2 separate regions of the Homo sapiens genome follow, and region 2 is linked to region 1. A link is an interaction called in ENCODE POLR2A ChIA-PET data of the cell type or tissue named here. Cell type or tissue: A673. All regions are shown on one strand. Links, peaks and the distances in the headings refer to the core of each region. The heading gives the core; the rest is flanking DNA. Region 1 overlaps TMEM266 (transmembrane protein 266). Region 2 overlaps NRG4 (neuregulin 4).

The links. ChIA-PET counts read pairs that join two places held together with the same protein. Peaks named below come from ENCODE experiments on the same cell type or tissue, not always from the same donor. Only the 100,000 strongest peaks of a DNase experiment are listed, where the experiment ranks them.
Region 2: POLR2A ChIA-PET joins it to region 1 with 5 read pairs; 3 of 35 experiments call an interaction of 5 or more read pairs at or near these places.

Annotation. Positions count from the first base shown.
Region 1 is chr15:76,134,688-76,143,023 of GRCh38, forward strand. It overlaps TMEM266 (transmembrane protein 266), which reads left to right. Exons shown (of 11, transcript NM_152335.5): 3 at 3,020-3,208. Among named protein-coding and RNA genes, the nearest start is that of TMEM266, 79 kb to the left of the region's middle. RefSeq lists enhancers at 4,730-4,889, 5,121-5,954 and a silencer at 4,741-5,035. In A673, for the core only: CTCF peaks have their summits at 4,990 (motif pointing left) and 5,196; a DNase peak (open chromatin) is centred at 4,984; H3K27ac peaks cover 460 bases.
Region 2 is chr15:75,993,458-76,001,793 of GRCh38, forward strand. All of the region lies in intron 3 of NRG4 (neuregulin 4), which reads right to left. Among named protein-coding and RNA genes, the nearest start is that of NRG4, 15 kb to the right of the region's middle. In A673, for the core only: no CTCF peak of the experiment used is centred there; no DNase peak of the experiment used is centred there.

The sequences.
Region 1 (8,336 bases), core at 97-8,096:
TAAGATGAAAACAGCACTCATTCTATTACACCACACTGTCCTGGCCTATCTAGATATGGGCCTGACTGCTCTGTCATCTGGAGTATGAATCTGTTATCTATTGACACAGTAATGCTGTGTAACAACCAACCATAGAACCTTAGTAGAATACAACAAAAAATGTTTATTGCTCACATGTCTGGGGTACTCAGCTAGACAGCTCCTCTGATCTTGGCTGGGATGACTTTTAAATGTGGGTGATAGCTGGCTGTCAGCTGATCTAGAGGAGGCTGGACTCTGCTCCACGTCTCTCATCCTCCAGTAGGCTAGGCTGCTCACCCTCTCATGGGTGATGTTGGAGGTACAAGAGCACAGGCAGAAATTCACAGAGCCTTTTCATGCCTCTGCTGGTGTCTAACCTGGCTCTTCTACCATCTAACATCTCGTTGGCAAAAACAAGTCACATGGCTGAATGCTGAATCAAGCGTTCAGCATTTTTGATGGAAGGAGCTATGAAGTTATATGCCAAAGGGCATAGGCTCAAGGAGAGGTAAAGAATAGAACCATTAATACATTTTGTCTACCATACCGTTCTTTGTATCTAAGGAAAGGGTGTAGGCTAAATATAGCCTATACACTGTGGGACCTTCACCTCACCAGAGGGGGCCTTGTCTCTCTGCTGAGGTGACCACCACATGGCCAGAGATGGTGCCGGGCCGCTGGGACCACTGATGGAAGGGGAACGTGAGGCAGAAACGTTGGAAAGCCAGAAATAGTTTGTTCGCACTTCTTAGAGCCATATCCTGTTAATTTCTCTTATTGATCAGAAAGTTCTCTTTGTTTAGTTCAGTGATCCATAGTTTCCTTGAGTAGTCCAGAAGAAAAGAGAACAAATTCAACCCAGCATCTGCTTTTTGGGAACCATCTGGGGGAGCTGGGATTCCCCCCATAAACACCCACACTTTTATATCAATTGTTGAGAAACACTGAAACCTCACATTCTGTTTCGTTTAAAGATCTTGAGTCATTTTGTAAATGTCAAGCAATGATGAGTACTATTATCTGTGCTTGACAGGTAGCAAAAAGCAAAGGTTTAAATAAAGCCTACAAATGAGAATTGGGCATTAGAAATTACTTGGTGAATTCAGGTGGTCTAGGCAGCCAGGCTGTGGCATTCAAATAAAAATCTCACTTTCTCCTTAGTTATCGGATAATCCAAGCAAAAGAGAAGTAGGTATATTAATCTCTGAACTTCCGGGATAACTGCAGCTGTGGGTTTTTTTTTTTTTCTTTTGAGATAGAGTTTCACTCTTGTTGCCCAGGCTGGAGTGCAATGGCCCAATCTCAGCTCACTGCAACCTCCATCTCCCGGGTTCAAGCGATTCTCCTGCCTCAGCCTCCCAAGTAGCTGGGATTACAGGCATGCGCCACCACATCCGGCTAATTTTGTGTATTTTTAGTAGAGACGGTTTCACCATGCTGGTCAGGCTGGTCTTGAACTCCTAACCTCAGGTGATCCACCTGCCTTGGCCTCCCAAAGTGTTGGGATTACAGGCGTGAGCCACCATGCCCGGCCTGCAGCTGTGTATTATTGGTTAGATTTCAATGGTTGTTGGAAAAGTTTAGAATTTAGAGCTCCCACACAAGTATAGGGACTTGTCACTCTGGAGCTCCTCCGATCTTCTCCATATGTCTGTCACCTATGTCAGATCATAGTGAGAAGGAACAGCCCTTAGGAATATTCTATTTTACCTCCTCATGTTCTGATTGGAGAAACTGAGGTTCAGGAGGAGCCCTGCAGAAGTTGGCATTCAAACCAGCACCAGAGCCCAAGAGCAGTTTACAGCAGAGAGGACTGCCATCTCAGTATTAAAACTGGGCCCTCATTACCCTGGGCACTGACCCTCAATGTTCCCTCCAATATTTAAATTTTACTCCTTGCCATTATACAATTGTTCCTTTCTAACTCTCATTGTTTGGACAGAGGCACAAGACTGAGCCCCTCAGATTCTACAGGATGAGATAGGGTCAAGGACATACTGGATGGACCGAAGATGGTGCCCCAGGAAGCTAAGGGGAAGTTTTCTAGTCCAGCATCTCTGGACAGGGTTGCTGTGGGTATGTGGGCAGGACAGTTTTTAGTCGTTATTGACATATTGCAGGATGTGTAGCGTCCCCAGCCCTACTTAAATGTCAATAATGACCAACCGTGGTCATGGTGGCAACCAAAAATGCCTCCACAAATTGCCAAATATCCCCTGGTAGATTGGGAGGCGGTACTGCCCTGGCTGAGATGCCCGGGAATGCCACTGGAGTGGTTAGTTATTGGCAGTGCCCAAGGTGAGCCTGACAGTAAGATAGGAAGAGACCCACAAGCCCTCAGACATTGGATCAAGTGACTGCCATCCCCTATTCCCAACCTTAAGAAGAGACATATGGTAGCACCAGTTCAAATAGGAAGGGAGTGGCTACCAGGGACAGCTGGAGCCTCCTGTCCTCACCACCCCAAGGCCCACTAGGTCTCTACAAGTCTCCATGCAGGCTCCTCAATCACCACAGTACATCCAGTTGTGAACAGAAACCTGTTTTCTCTATTGTGGAATAGAGAATAGAAACATTTCAAAACACCTTTACAAAGAAACTCAGGAGACAACTTAAAAGAATATCTTACTCCCATACAGAGTCCAGTGACCCAGAGTCCTGAAAGTCTAAGCCATAGTTTTGCGGGCTGGCAGTTATCCATCTGGGTCTTTACCTCCCCTTCATGAAGGACTCTGCCCCACTAAAGCTCATATTTCCAGGTCTGAGCACTTCCTCTTCCCATTCTCCCACTTTTCCCCAACCATTGAAAGAGATGGGACTGTTAGGGCCTCAGTCCAGTCCTCGGGTCCGCGGGTGGCCAGCAGGGAAGAGGGGCAACCTTAAGCTTCCTCAGCCCTCCACTGGCATAGCAGCATTCTCCCTCCTTTCCTTGAGGAATGGAAGAATTTTTTGGCCCTTGAAGATAACTCTTTCCCATTGTTCCTCCTCTCCAACCCAGGCCTGCCATAGAAGGAGGAATTTCTGAAGTTGAGATCATCTCCCAACAAGTAGACGAAGAAACCAAGAGCATTGCTCCTGTGCAGCTGGTGAACTTTGCCTATCGGGACTTGCCCCTGGCTGCTGTCGATCTCTCCACGGCGGGCTCGCAGCTCCTGTCAAATCTGGACGAAGATTACCAAAGAGAAGGGTAGGTGCTGGGACCATTGAGCTAGCTAAGAAGTCCCTGGGTTAGGCTAGGCGCGGTGGCTCACGCCTGTAATCCCAGCACTTTGGGAGGCAGAGGCGGGCAGATCACCTGAGGTTAGGAGTTCGAGACCAGCCTGGCCAACATGGTAAAACCCTGTCTCTACTAAAAATACAAAAATTAGCCGAGTGTGGTGGTGCAGCCCTGTAATCTCAGCTATTCAGGAGGCTGAGGCAGGAGAATTGCTTGAACCCGAGAGGCGGAGGTTGCAGTGAGCTGAAATTGCACCATTGCACTCTAGCCTGGGCGACAAGAGTAAAACTCTGTCTCAAAAAAAAAAAAAAAAAAAAAAAAAAAATTCCCTGGGTTTCTATGGATATCTTCCAAGAAGCAGCAGCCAAGATGAGAGATGCTAACTAGTGAGACAGCAGAGGTTCACAGCAGACCACTCAGGCCCTTTTCCTACTCACGCATTACTTCCTCAGAAAAAGGCACTGGGCACAGACAATACCTGCCAGACGACCTCTTAGGAGAATCATAAAATTTATTTTAGGACCGAGGCACTCCTTAATGACCCATCCAATCCCCTCTATGTACACTTGGGAAGAAGGGGACCCACAGTGATTAGGGACTTGCCCAAGGTCACAGAGCCCATAAGGGATGGACTTGAGCTGCACTTTCCCTTTATAAAGCAGACTGTCACTAGGAAGCAACCAGGAAGAATGTACCCTACATGCAGGAACATGCTTAGGATGTAAGGGAATCTAGAGAATTCGGCTAGGAGCTCTGCAGACATTAGGGCTCTCCCTTTCCAGGGAAGGCATGCGGAATATGTGGGTCCACAATTCAAAAAGGTGGTCCTTACCTCCTCCTACTTAGCTTGTCAATCAGCTTGGATGCCTTCGTTTCCCAATTCACTTCTCATTAGCGTGGTCTGTCTTACAAACATACTTCCTGAAGGTGAGTGGTAGAGGGCAAGAGCTAGGTGGGGCAGGGGAGAACACACCAGTTTGATGTCCTTGATTTCATGGGGCTTGGTGGTGTAGCTGAAGGCCAAAGAGGGGTAGGAACAGGTCCTAGGGTCACACAGCAGATCAGACTTCCGACTCTGACAAGGGCTTTCCCTAGCTTCACCCTGGCAGGACCTTAGGAGCCAGTTCTGGACTTTTCTTTCCTGGGTGCCAGTAAACACTTTGGAACATGCTGGCTGCTTTGAATATAAAAATGAAGGGTTGTCAGGTATTTTAGAAGCAAACGAGAAGCCTTAGCTCAAGCTAAATTTGCAGAGCTTGGATTCCCTGGGCTTGTTTCTGGAAGGAGCTTCCCACTTCCTGAGATAAACCGCCTAACAATGGTGAAACCACACACCTTTTTTTGCAGAAACTACACCCCAGTGGCTTTCTCTGAAAATATAATTTTTCCAAGTATTATGCATATTGTCATCAGGACACTGGACAAAAAAGGATAGGCAAGCAGGTCGGAGGCAGCTAAGGGACACCTGCAGTGGCAGCACTGTCCTGAGCTCTGTCAGGTCCTTACCATCTTGAAGGCCGGGCTGAAACCTGAGGCCCCTGGGCCAGGGCCAGCTTCGTGCACATGTGACCTGTGCGGTAGCGCAGAGCCCCGTACTTAGAAGGGTCCCAACACTTGGCTAAATGCTCTGCCGCTGCTGTCTTGAAATTCTTAAGGAGCCCCACATTTTCACTGGGCTCTGCAAATGATGTAGCTGGTGGGTCCTTCTCTGAGCACCCAGCAAGTCACTGCGTCACTGCTCTCTGGTGGTCAAAAGCAGTAGTGCAGCCTTCTAACATGCCCTAGCTATTTCGGAGAATTCATTTCCTGCCCCCGGCCTGAGCCTGTTAGGCCCTTTTCACGTGAAGAGTAGCATGGTATGGAGAAAAGTGGGGAAACCTTCAGGGATTCTGCTTCGGAGCAAAGCAGTGTCCACATGTGCCCCCTGTGCGTGTTACGGCACCGCGGGTGGACCTTGCTATGGGTGTTCCCCCACCAGGTGTACCACCCTGTGATGTACCCCTTTCAGGGGTCCTGTGCTGTGGTGTACCCCTTTCCAGGTATCCCCTGTGTATCACTCCCTAGCCTGAACCCCAAGGCTGGCAGAGGCTTTGCCTTATCATTCAATTTGCCTCTAAATTGGGCCTTTGCAAGGTTCCTTCCCAAACAAACGAATCCAAATGAAGCGCCTGCAAGGCAGAGAGGCCTTTGATTTGATTTGAATCTCCAGGTGTGCCCAGGAAAGCTGTTCCCGTTGGGTAAATAGGAAGCAGCCCGAGGAAGGGATCTGCCTCGCTGCTGGAGCTCTCAGCTGGGGGCGCCGATTGGCAGCCAGAGGGCTTCCTGGAGGAAGGAAGCGCAGGCACAGGACCGGAGCCAGGGGAAACTGAAGCAAAGCAAAAACACACTGCGAGGGAGGAACGGCCTCTCTCCGCGAGGCTTCTTGGCTCTTGCTGCATTTCCTGGGGTTTTCCCAAAATGTCCAACCCGGCCCTTTCTGGGGCAATGGAAAACAAAAGGAAGAGTCCTCATTTACAGCTCTGAGCTTGGTTTCAGTCTTGTTCAAGATGCCTCTTCCTACGAAGGCCAGTGTTATGTATAGGAATGAACCTTTTCTGTAGGGAATGAAGAGACCTCAGGGACCCTGGCAGAAAGTGCTCCGTGGCCCCGCTGCCCGCCTCCCAGTGCTCTTGAGCTCCGTGATATTTCAGGGCTTTTCAATTTCCCTGAATCTGAGACCGTTAGAGCTGGAAGAGACCTAAACACATCCATCCTAAACCTTCTCAAAGGCAGCAGGGCCCAGGGAGTACAAGGAACTTGTGGAAGGTCACACAGTGACAGAGACGGGGGCGGGGCATGCTAGTTCATGCCTGTAATCCCAGCACTTTGGGAGGCTGAGGTGAGAGGATCACTTGAGTCCAGGAGTTCAAGACCAGCCTGTGCAACATGGCAAAACCCCATCTCTACAAAAAAAAAAAAAAAATTAGCCAGGCATGGTGGCACGCACCTGTCATCCTAGCTGCTTCAGAGGCTGAAGTGGGAGGATCACTTGAGCCCAGGAGGTCGAAGCTTTAGTGAGCTATGATTGCTCCATTGCACTCTAGCCTGGGCAACAGAGTGAGACCCTGTCTCAACAACAACAAAACATGACAGAGACGGGAATAGAGCCCTATCTCTGTGATCCTGATCCCTTGATCCTGGCTGGCAGCACTGGGCTTCCACTTCTCAGCCTTCCCTTTCTAACATCGTGGCTGTGACTGTGGGTAACATGCATTGTCCATGTGATTCCACTTCCAGCTACCCTGTCCAATGCCTTTAACTTCTCAGTATACTTTTTTTTTTTTTTTTTGAGACAAAGTCTTGCTTTGTCGCCCAGGCTGCAGTGTAGTGGCACGATTTTGGCTCACTGCAACCTCCGTCTCCCAGGTTTAAGCGATCCTCCCACTTCAGCCTCCCAAGTAACTGGGATTACAGACGCGTGCAATCATGCCCAGCTAATTTTTTTTTTCTTTTTAATAGAGATGGGGTTTCACCATATTGCCCGGGCTGGTCTCAAACTCCTGACCTCAAGTGATCTGCCTGCCTCTGCATCCTAAAGTGTTGGGATTACAGGCGTGAGCCACAGTGCCTAGCCTCAGTGTACTTTTTTAAAAAAGCATTTTTTAAAAATGTGGTAAAATACATGTAACAAAATGTACCATCTTAACCATTCCTAAGCGTAGGCTTCAGTGGCATTAAGGACATACACATTGTTGGGTAACTATAACCAGCATGCATCTCCAGAACTCTTCTTCTTGCAAACTAGAAACTCTATACCCAGTAAACAGTAGCTTCCTGTTCCCCCACTCCTCCAGCCACTGGAAACCACTATTCGACTTTCTGTCCCTTTGAATTCGACTACTCTAAGTGCCTCCTATAAGTGAAATCATGCAGTATTTGTCCTTTTATAACTGGCTTATTTTGCTTAGCATAATGTCCACAAGGTTCATCCATGTTGTAGCATGTGTCAGAATTTCTTTCCTTTTTAAAACTGAATAATCATCCACTGTGTGACTATACCACACTTTGTTTATCCATTCATCTGTCAGTGGACACACCCCACACTGGACTGTTTTTTCTCAAATGCGTCCATATTTTAGCTACTGTGAATAATACTGCTATGAACAGACCTGTACAAATATCTCTTCAAAACCCTGCTTTCAGGCCGGGTGCAGTGGCTCACGCCTGTAATCCCAGCACTTTGGGAGGCCGAGGTAGGCAGATCACTTGAGGTCAGCAGTTCAAGAGCAGCCTGGCCAACATGGCAAAACCCCGTCACTACTAAAAATACAAAAATTAGCTGGGTGTGGTGGCGCATGCCTGTAATCCCTGCTACTTGGGAGGCTGAGGCAGGAGAATTACTTGAACCTGGGAGGCGGAGGTTGCAGTGAGTTGAGATCACGCAGCCACTGCACTCCAGCCTGGGTGACAGAGCGAGACTCCGTCTCAAAATAATAATAATAATAATACCCTGCTTTCAATGCTTTTGGGTATATATCCAAAAGCGGGAATTGCTGGCTGACAGGGTAATTCTATTTTTGACTTTCCGAGGAACTGCCATACTGCTTTCTGCAGTGGTTGCTGCACTGTTTTACATTCCACCTGACAGTGCATGAGGGCTGTGATATCTCCTTGTCTTCACCAACACTGGCTATTTTACTTTTTGTTGATAGCAGCCTTCCTAATGGGTGTGAGGTGGTTTGGTGTGCTTTAAGTCCAGGAAAGTCCTGCGGGGTGAGGAAGAAGGAGCAGTCGCCTTGATGTGAAGTCAGAGCCCCATCTTGGCCAAGCTCCTTGACTTGCCTAGAAGCCCTTTGTCCTCCAGATAGCTGCTTAGCAGAGCCCAAACGGCAGAGCTGTCTGCTGCTCCTCTCTTCACCTCTGCACTCAGGCTGCCGATGGCTCAGGGAGGAAAATCATATGGCTGTGCAGACTGGGTGCCTCCCCAGACTCAAGGTCTCCAGCCTCGACTTGATTCTCAGTTTTGCCTGGCAGTCCTCTGCAGTCCTGGTTAGTCCCAAGGTGGCCAGTTCTGATCGCTTGTGTCTGCCTCAAGTCTCCTCTTTCTTGCCCTCAGCAG
Region 2 (8,336 bases), core at 32-8,031, 140 kb before region 1:
TGTAATCCCAGCAGTGGACAGATCACGAGGTCAGGAGTTCAAGACCAGCCTGGCCAGCATGGTGAAACCTCGACTCTACTAAAAATTCAAAAATTAGCCAGGCTGCATGCCTATAGTCCCAGCTACAGCTACTCAGGAAGCTGAGGCAGGAGAATCACTGGAACCCAGGAGGCGGAGGTTGCAGTGAGCTGAGATCGTGCCACTGCACTCAGCCTGGGTGACAGAGTGAGACTCACTCTCAAAAAAAAAAAAAATCTGTTTTTCATACAGATATTTTCAACAAAGCTTCAAGTACACCTACTCTTTCTTCTGTTTCCAATCCACTGTTAAGCCCACTCAGAAATTTTTTATTTCAGATGTTATTTTTTAATTCTAGAATTTCTATTTAATTATTTTTCCATATTTCTTATTTCTCTGCTGGGGTTTCCCATTTACTCACTGATAATAAGCAAATTTTCTGTTATATCCTTGAGAATAAATCCTTAAGATTTAAAATTATTATCTGCTAATTGCAATATTTGGCTCATCTCAAGGTCTGACTCCACTGATTTTCTTTAGTCTTCAGTATGGACGACATTTTTCTATCTTCATATGTCTAGTCATTTTGAATTCTAACCCAGACCTTACGAGTGACATGTTGTAGATTCTAGATGGTTACATTCCTTTTTAAAGTACAAATATTTTGTTTTATTAGGATAATTTGGCTTAACTGAAACTCTAAACTCTATCTCTCCTACTGCTGCAACAAGTGAAATGTCTATTCACTTTTCTTAGCCTTACCTGGGCTATCTGGAGTCCTCTATGCATACAAATTCAAGGCCACCCAGATATTTGGGCATATAAAGCACATAAAGAACTCAGGCTCCCCCTCTGTGGCCCTCTTCAGGACATTCAATTTCCAGCTGTGGTGACTGCCTGCATGTTTCCATCCCATTTTACCACTATGTGTTGAATTGATTAGGGGCTGTCCTCAGGCAACAAGCCATAATAATGGGAAACTCACCCAGTGACATTCCCTTCTTCTAGGTGTCAACTACTTTTGTTTCTTCCTGCTTTTAGTCATTCTCCAGTTTCTTCAAATAGTGTTTATACTTGTGCAGAGTTTATTATTTGTAAAAAGGAGGTATATGCGTATTTGATTATGAGCTACTCCAGCTGTACACAAAGCAAGTTGTTTTAATCAGAACTTATATTGATAATGCTCAAGCTTGAAAGTATCTTACAGAATTTAAAAATCTATGTGCTTTCTCTAAGACTGAAGTACAAGAATGGTATATTAGCCACAAGGATCATATTTCTGAAAGTCAGGGCCTAGTAGAAGACACTTAAAGAAAATAAGCAACACAACAATATATTTGTAATACACCTTGTCTTAGTCTATTTGCATTGCTGTAAAGGAATATCTGAGGCTGGGTAATTTATAAAGAAAAGAGAGGCTGGGCATGGTGGCTTATGCCTGTAATCCCAGAACTTTGGGAGGCCAAGGGAGGAGGATTGCTTGAGCCCAGTCTTGACAACATAGGAAGTTCAAGTCCAGTCTGGACAACATAGGAAGACTCTGTCTCTACAATAAATTTAAAAATTAGAGGGCATGGTGGCACGTGCCTCTAGTTCCAGCTACTCCCGAGGCTGAGGTGGGAGGATTGCTTGAACCAGGGAGGCAGAGGCTGCAGTAAGCCATGACCGCACCACTGCACTCCAGTATGGGAGTCGTCTCACTCCAGAGTGAGACCCTGTCTCAAAAAAAAAAAGAAAGAAAGAAAGAAAGAAAAGCAGTTTATCTTGGCTCATGCTTCTGGAGGCTATACAGGAAGCATGGTGCCAGCATCTGCTTCTGGTGAGCACTCAGGAAGTGTACAATCATGGCAGAAGGTGAGGGGGAGCCAGTGTATCACCTGGTGAGAGAGGGAGCAAGAGAGAAAAGGGGAAGACCACAGACTCTTTTAAACAATCAGATCTCACATTAGCTAATAGAGCAAGAACTCATTACCATGAGGAGGGCACCAAGCCATTCATAAAGGGTCTGCCCTCATGATCCAAACACCTCCCACTAGGCCCCCCCGCCCCAAACACTAGGGATCATACTTCAACATGAGATTTGGAGAGAGGATACATATCCAAACTATATCACACCTCAACTATATTTAGGTTGTGTATTAAGTACAAGTGGGAAACTGATGTGATGTCTAATACTTAGAGCTGAAGGAAATAAGATTATATAATGCAAATTGAATTATAAAGTCAATGGATCAGAGTAGAATAAAGCAAAGTTCCTTTAAATAATAGAGACTAGCTGAATATGCATTAACATATCTAAAGAAAGAGCTGTCAGTCTGAGGAGTTGGTTGGCAAGGGACACTCACAGAAAGGAGAGGCACAGAGGCAAACATCGGCAGTGCCTATCTAAGCACTGTTAAGTAGAGAGGGTATTGTAGCCAGAAGACTTCATGCATTACAGTTCTAAGTCAGATTATCTCTCTTGTGGAAATAAATGCATCAGACTAATTACAGGTAGACTTTCATATTATATAATTCTTGTTGTTTTCTTGTTTTCTCTATATCCATTAAAATATTCTGATTACAAATTTGGCTTCCCATACATGTCAGTCTACAGAGAAAAAGAATGCCTGGCTCACATCAACTCAAGCCTGTGTCAGTTATATATCATCATACATTAACAAATTGAAGTATCCAGCCTGGGCAACATAACGAGGCCACGTCTCAATAAATAAATAAGAATGCTTACTTTAGACACTAGCTCTGTAAGCCTAATCAATGTGTATCTGCTGTGAGAGATGAGATCCCTCACAATGTACTTCATTTAACTCTTAACAATCTACACTGAGGGGAGACCTCAGATTGTGATAATACCATGGTCACACAGTACTCATTGGGGCTATTTATTCCCTAGATATACCAACTTCATTGAGTAGTATGAATCTTTTAACTACAAGAGTTTGAAGCTCAGTTATTCACATTATTAAACAAATGAGCCTTGCTTTTTAATAGAGCATGTGTGTTTAGCTATAGAAGACAGTGAAATAAAGAGATACAAAAGAACACACTTTTGAAAGGTCAGGAAACTAGATAATAGTTCCTGACATAAAATTTCTTAGAGTAGCAAAGAAGAGATTTGGTCACAAAATTGGAAAAAGTGCCAAATTTCTATTTGTAACCATTTATTTTTATAGCAACTAGTGACTTGCTTAGATCATTCGTCTACATAATGATAGTACTAGATCCCAACATTATATTTATTATTACTACATTTGTTTATAGTCTTGGTAGGAATCAGATGAAATGGCTGTGTCAGAATATGAAAATAAATTTGATTCTAGATCAAACCTTGAATGTTTTCGGTGAAATGTATTATAGGAATTATATCATAAAGATCTATAAATATCCATATTACACATCACTACTTGATGGCCAGAATTAGCTCTATATTTGGAATTCTCTTCTAACACATATTGGTTGAGAAACTTTGTAAAAAGGATGAGGTAGGTGTCAATGAGAGAAAAATTATTTTAATAGTATTTTTAAGGCTTTTTTTCATGATCTTCTCCCCATTTGAGACTTTTCCCACTATAATACTTAGTAGACTAAGAAAAGCTTGAGATTTCCAGAGAGCTGATGTTATACATTTAATGAGAGAAAAAAATATGTAAACTAAATAAGGGCAAAAATCATTTCAGTAACATTTCTGTACAAAATTACAAATAACTTTTTACGAGATAATTCATCTAATTTTCTCTGAGAAAATTTTTATTTTTTGATACTAATTCAACTCCATTAATATTTAAAAATCTGTATTGCAAAGATATATATTGCAAAGATATTCTTCATAGAATTTCATCTCATCATCTTCTTACCCTTCTTTGCTTGGTATTAAATACCCCTATTTTTTAGTGATTGAAATTTCCAAATCCTTTTCCATCTTGGTTTTTCTCAAAAATTCACTCGAGAAACATTTTTGAGTAGTTTATTAAATTCTATGATATATACTAGATGTAGAAAATTCAAAGACAAGAGAATTATTCAGTCCCAAGGGGCTTAGATTCTATTAGAGAACAACAGACACATAAACACTAAGTACAGTAGAGAGAGATATAAGATAGAAATACGTCTGGGTACAGTGTGAGCATATAATAGTCAACAAAGTTAATACTAGCTGCCTTTAATTGCAAACTTACAAATACTGGTGACTTCATACAATGAAAGTTTAATCCTTGCTCACACTACTGTCTAATGCCCAATGCCAGTCAGGCAGCCCTTCTCCATCTCTTGGCCCTGACACCTGGAGAACATGGCCTCCAAGGTCACTAAGGCAGGAAAAATGAGAGCTGGAGTTTTTCAGGAGTTGGTTTTTCAGGGCCAGACTTGTGACTGGCTTGCATCCCTTTTGCCCATACTCTACTGTCCAGAACCCAGTCACATAGACCCAGTCTAACTGTATGTGAGGCTCAAACACAGAGGACCACATAGTTATTGGACACTAACAGCCTCTGCCACAGGGCTGAATGGCTAATTCTACCCAGAAAAGCTTCATAAAAGATACAAAGTTTGACTTGGGTTTCAGATCACTCTGCTTTATCAAATTCTATCCTACATAATGTGAAACCCGAGAGAATTAACAGAAAAATTATTATAATGATAACAGAAGTCAACAAAGTAGTGGGGCATTCATTCACTCAACAGATACTTACCGAAAACCTACTCTATGCTTGTTCTAGATGCACGGAAAATCTCAGTGAACAAAAAATAAAAATTTCTTTCCCTGTGGGACTTACATTCTAGCTTGGGGAGATACAATGTAAAGTAAATTATATAGTATGTTGGTAGATGGTAAGAGAGGAAGAGAGGGAATAGGCGAAGAATGGGTTTTACTTTTTAAAAAGTGGTCTAGGAGGCATCATTGAAAGATTGATAGTGAAGACTAAAAGGATGAGGGGGAGTTAGCCATGAGGATATTGGGGGAGAAAGCATTCAACACAGGACAGAAAGGCCAGGCCAACACCTTAAGTCTGGAACTTTCCTGGCATCAGGGAACATCAAAGAGGCTAATTTGGCTGCAGTAGATTGAGCAATTAGATAGTTGCAGGATATGAGGTGAGAACAATAATAGGGGCCATATCATTAAGGTTTTATAGGCCACTGGCTTTTATCTGAGTGAGACAGAGAGTCACTGAAGGGTTTTAAGCATAGAAATAACATATTTATTAAATTTACATATGGAAACAGATTTACCCCAGTAACAAAAAATCAAATCTATGGGAAAAAATTCAGAAATATGCAAAACATATATAATGTTAAAAACACTCTTGAAGTACAGAAAAGGATTTGAACTAATGGGAAGACATATCAATCCTGGATAAGAAGATTCAGCATCATAAAGAAACTTTCCTAAAGGGAATTTATCAATTTAATTTTTTATATTCTTCTGGACTGATTCTAAAGTTCATATGGAAAAATTAAAAAGCAAGGACAGCCAGGGTGCAAGGGAGTGCCGCAAAAACTAGACTTACCACATATTAAACTCACTATAAACATTCAACAATTAGAAGAGACTGCTGTGGGCATAAGAATAAATGGACACACCAAAGGAAAACGGAGTCCAGTAAGAATTAATACATATAGAGTTTCACATATAACAAAGTTGGCATCTCAAATCAGCAGGGGAATTCATTCATTCATTTAATAAATATTTATTGAGTACTTACTATGTTTCAGGTACTGTTCTAGCAGTAAACATATAGATAAAAATTTCTGCCCTCACAGGGCTGACATTATAATGGGAATTATGATCTATAAACTGATAATGTTGGGAAGACTGGGTAGGTGCTATGTATCCCCTCTAAAAATTCATGATGAAACATAATCTCCATTGTGCTGGCATAAGGAGTTGGGGCTTTCTTCACCCTCATGAATGGACTAGTTCCTTATAAAAAGGCTAAAGGAAACTAGCTTAGGCCTTTTTATGCTCTTCTACTCTCTGCCATGTGAGGACATAGTGTTCGGCCCTTTTTTGCTCTTCTGCCCTCTGCTATGTGAGGACACAGCATTTGCCCCTTCTGCTATGTGAGCTTGCAACAAGAAGGCCCTCACCACACACCAAAAGCTGGTGCCTTGATCTTTGGCTTCCCAGCCTTCAGAACTGTCAGAAATAAATTTCTACTGTCTATAAATTATCCAGTCTCAAGTATTGTTACAGCAGCAGAAACAGACTAAGAGAGTAGCCATATTAAAAAAGATAAATCTGGATCTATATCTTAAAACATATACATAATCCAAATAGAGACTTGGCACAGTGGCTTATACCTATAATCCCAGCACTTTGGGAGGCCGAGATGGGAGGATCATTTGAAACCAGAAGTTCAAGACCAGTATGGGTAACATAGTAAGACCTAAAAATAAAAAAATTAGCTGGGCACACTGGCACACATCTGTAGTCCCAGCTACTCAGGAGGCCAGCCTGGAGTGCAGTAGCATGATCTCGGCTCACTGCAACCTCTGCCTCCCAGATTCAAGAGATTCTCCCACCTCAGTCTCCTGAGTAGCTGGGATTACAGGTGCCTGCCACCACACCTGGCTACTTTTTATATTTTTAGTAGAAACGGGGTTTCACCATGTTGGCCAGGCTGGTCTGGAACTCCTGACCTCAGATGATCCACCCACCTCGGCCTCCTAAAGTGTTGGGATTACAGGCATGAGCCACTGCACCTGGCTGGAAAGTCTTTTTTAAAACTATGACTCGAACTTGAAGGGCTTTTAAAAAAAATTGATAGATTTGACTGCAGTAAAACCAGAAAACAACTGCATGGAAAACTAAATCCCATAAGCTAGGTAAAAGGAAAAATAAGCTATAAATAATTATCTATAATTGATATTATAGACAAAAGGCTAATCTTACTAATATAAAAGCAATATATAAACAAATACATTATCAAAAAGATTTTAATTAGTATTTAAACAACTGAACTATGCCCAGCTTTCCTCATAACTAGGAAAATAAAAATTAAAAGAACACTGAGATACTATGTTTGACATAGTAGTTTGACAATTCTGTTGCAAGGTTATAGAAAAACACGTACCCAAATATATTGGTGGGAGTTCAAAATAACATAATCTCTATGGATAGCAATTTGGCAACATATATTGAAGTTACAAATGCATTTATCTTTAACCCAGCAATTTCACTTCCAGGACTTTATTTTACTGATATATAATTGTATAATTTCATACATGTGCAGATTTATGTGCAAGGTAAAAAATTAGCTGGGCACAGTGGTACACACTGTGTGTACTTCTGCACTGTGTGTACAATACTCATTAATAGAGGCTTGGCTAAATACATGATGGTATATTCACACAAACAGAATACCTTCTAGTTGTAAAAACGAATTGGGAAGCCATATATTAAAATGAGCAGATATCCAGGATATATTGTTAAGAAAAAAGAAATACAGGATAGTACATATAGCAATACTCCCCAACAGAAATAAAATGTCTAGTTTTAAATTTTTCTTAATTATTTTTATCTTTTTTTAGAGACAGGGTTTTGCTCTGTTGCCCAGGCTGGAGTACAGTGGCATGATCATGTTCACTGCAGCACTGAAGTCCTGGACTCAAGCAATCCTCCCACTTTAGCCTCCTGAGTAGCTGGGACTGTCAGCACACGCCACCACACCTGGTATTTTTTTTGTTTTGTTTTGTTTGGTAAAGATGAGGTCTTACTATGTTGTCCAGGCTGGTCTCAAACTCCTGGCCTCAAGCATTCCTCCCTCCTGCCTTGGCCTCCCAAAGTGCTGGGACTACAGGCGTGAGCTACCATGCCTGGCCCCAATTTTTGTAGCCACATTGAAAAAAACCGAAAAGGGTGAAATTATTTGTAGTAATATATTTTCACTTCAATATATCCAAAATATTATCATTTCAACATGTAATCAATATAAAAGTTATTGAGATAGTTCACTTTTTCACATTAAGTCTTCAAAATTTAAGGATTATTTGATACTCATTGCACATCTCCAGTTCTCAGTCACACTAGCCACATTTCAAGTGCTCAGTAGCCACACATGGCTCCTGGCTACCATATGGGACCACACAAGTATACAATGTTTGTTCTTTGCTTCATTTGACAAATACTTATTGAATGACTATTATATATTAAGAACTATTCTACTAAGAATGGGAGGTTAAAATACGCATTTGTATTTCCTTGAATTTGCAAAAAGAAGTACTGGAAGTTTAGATAAGGGCTTACTGCTTTCTTTTAGTACACAGGGAGGAAAAATGTTAACAGACATAGAAATGAGAGAAATATACATCAACGTATT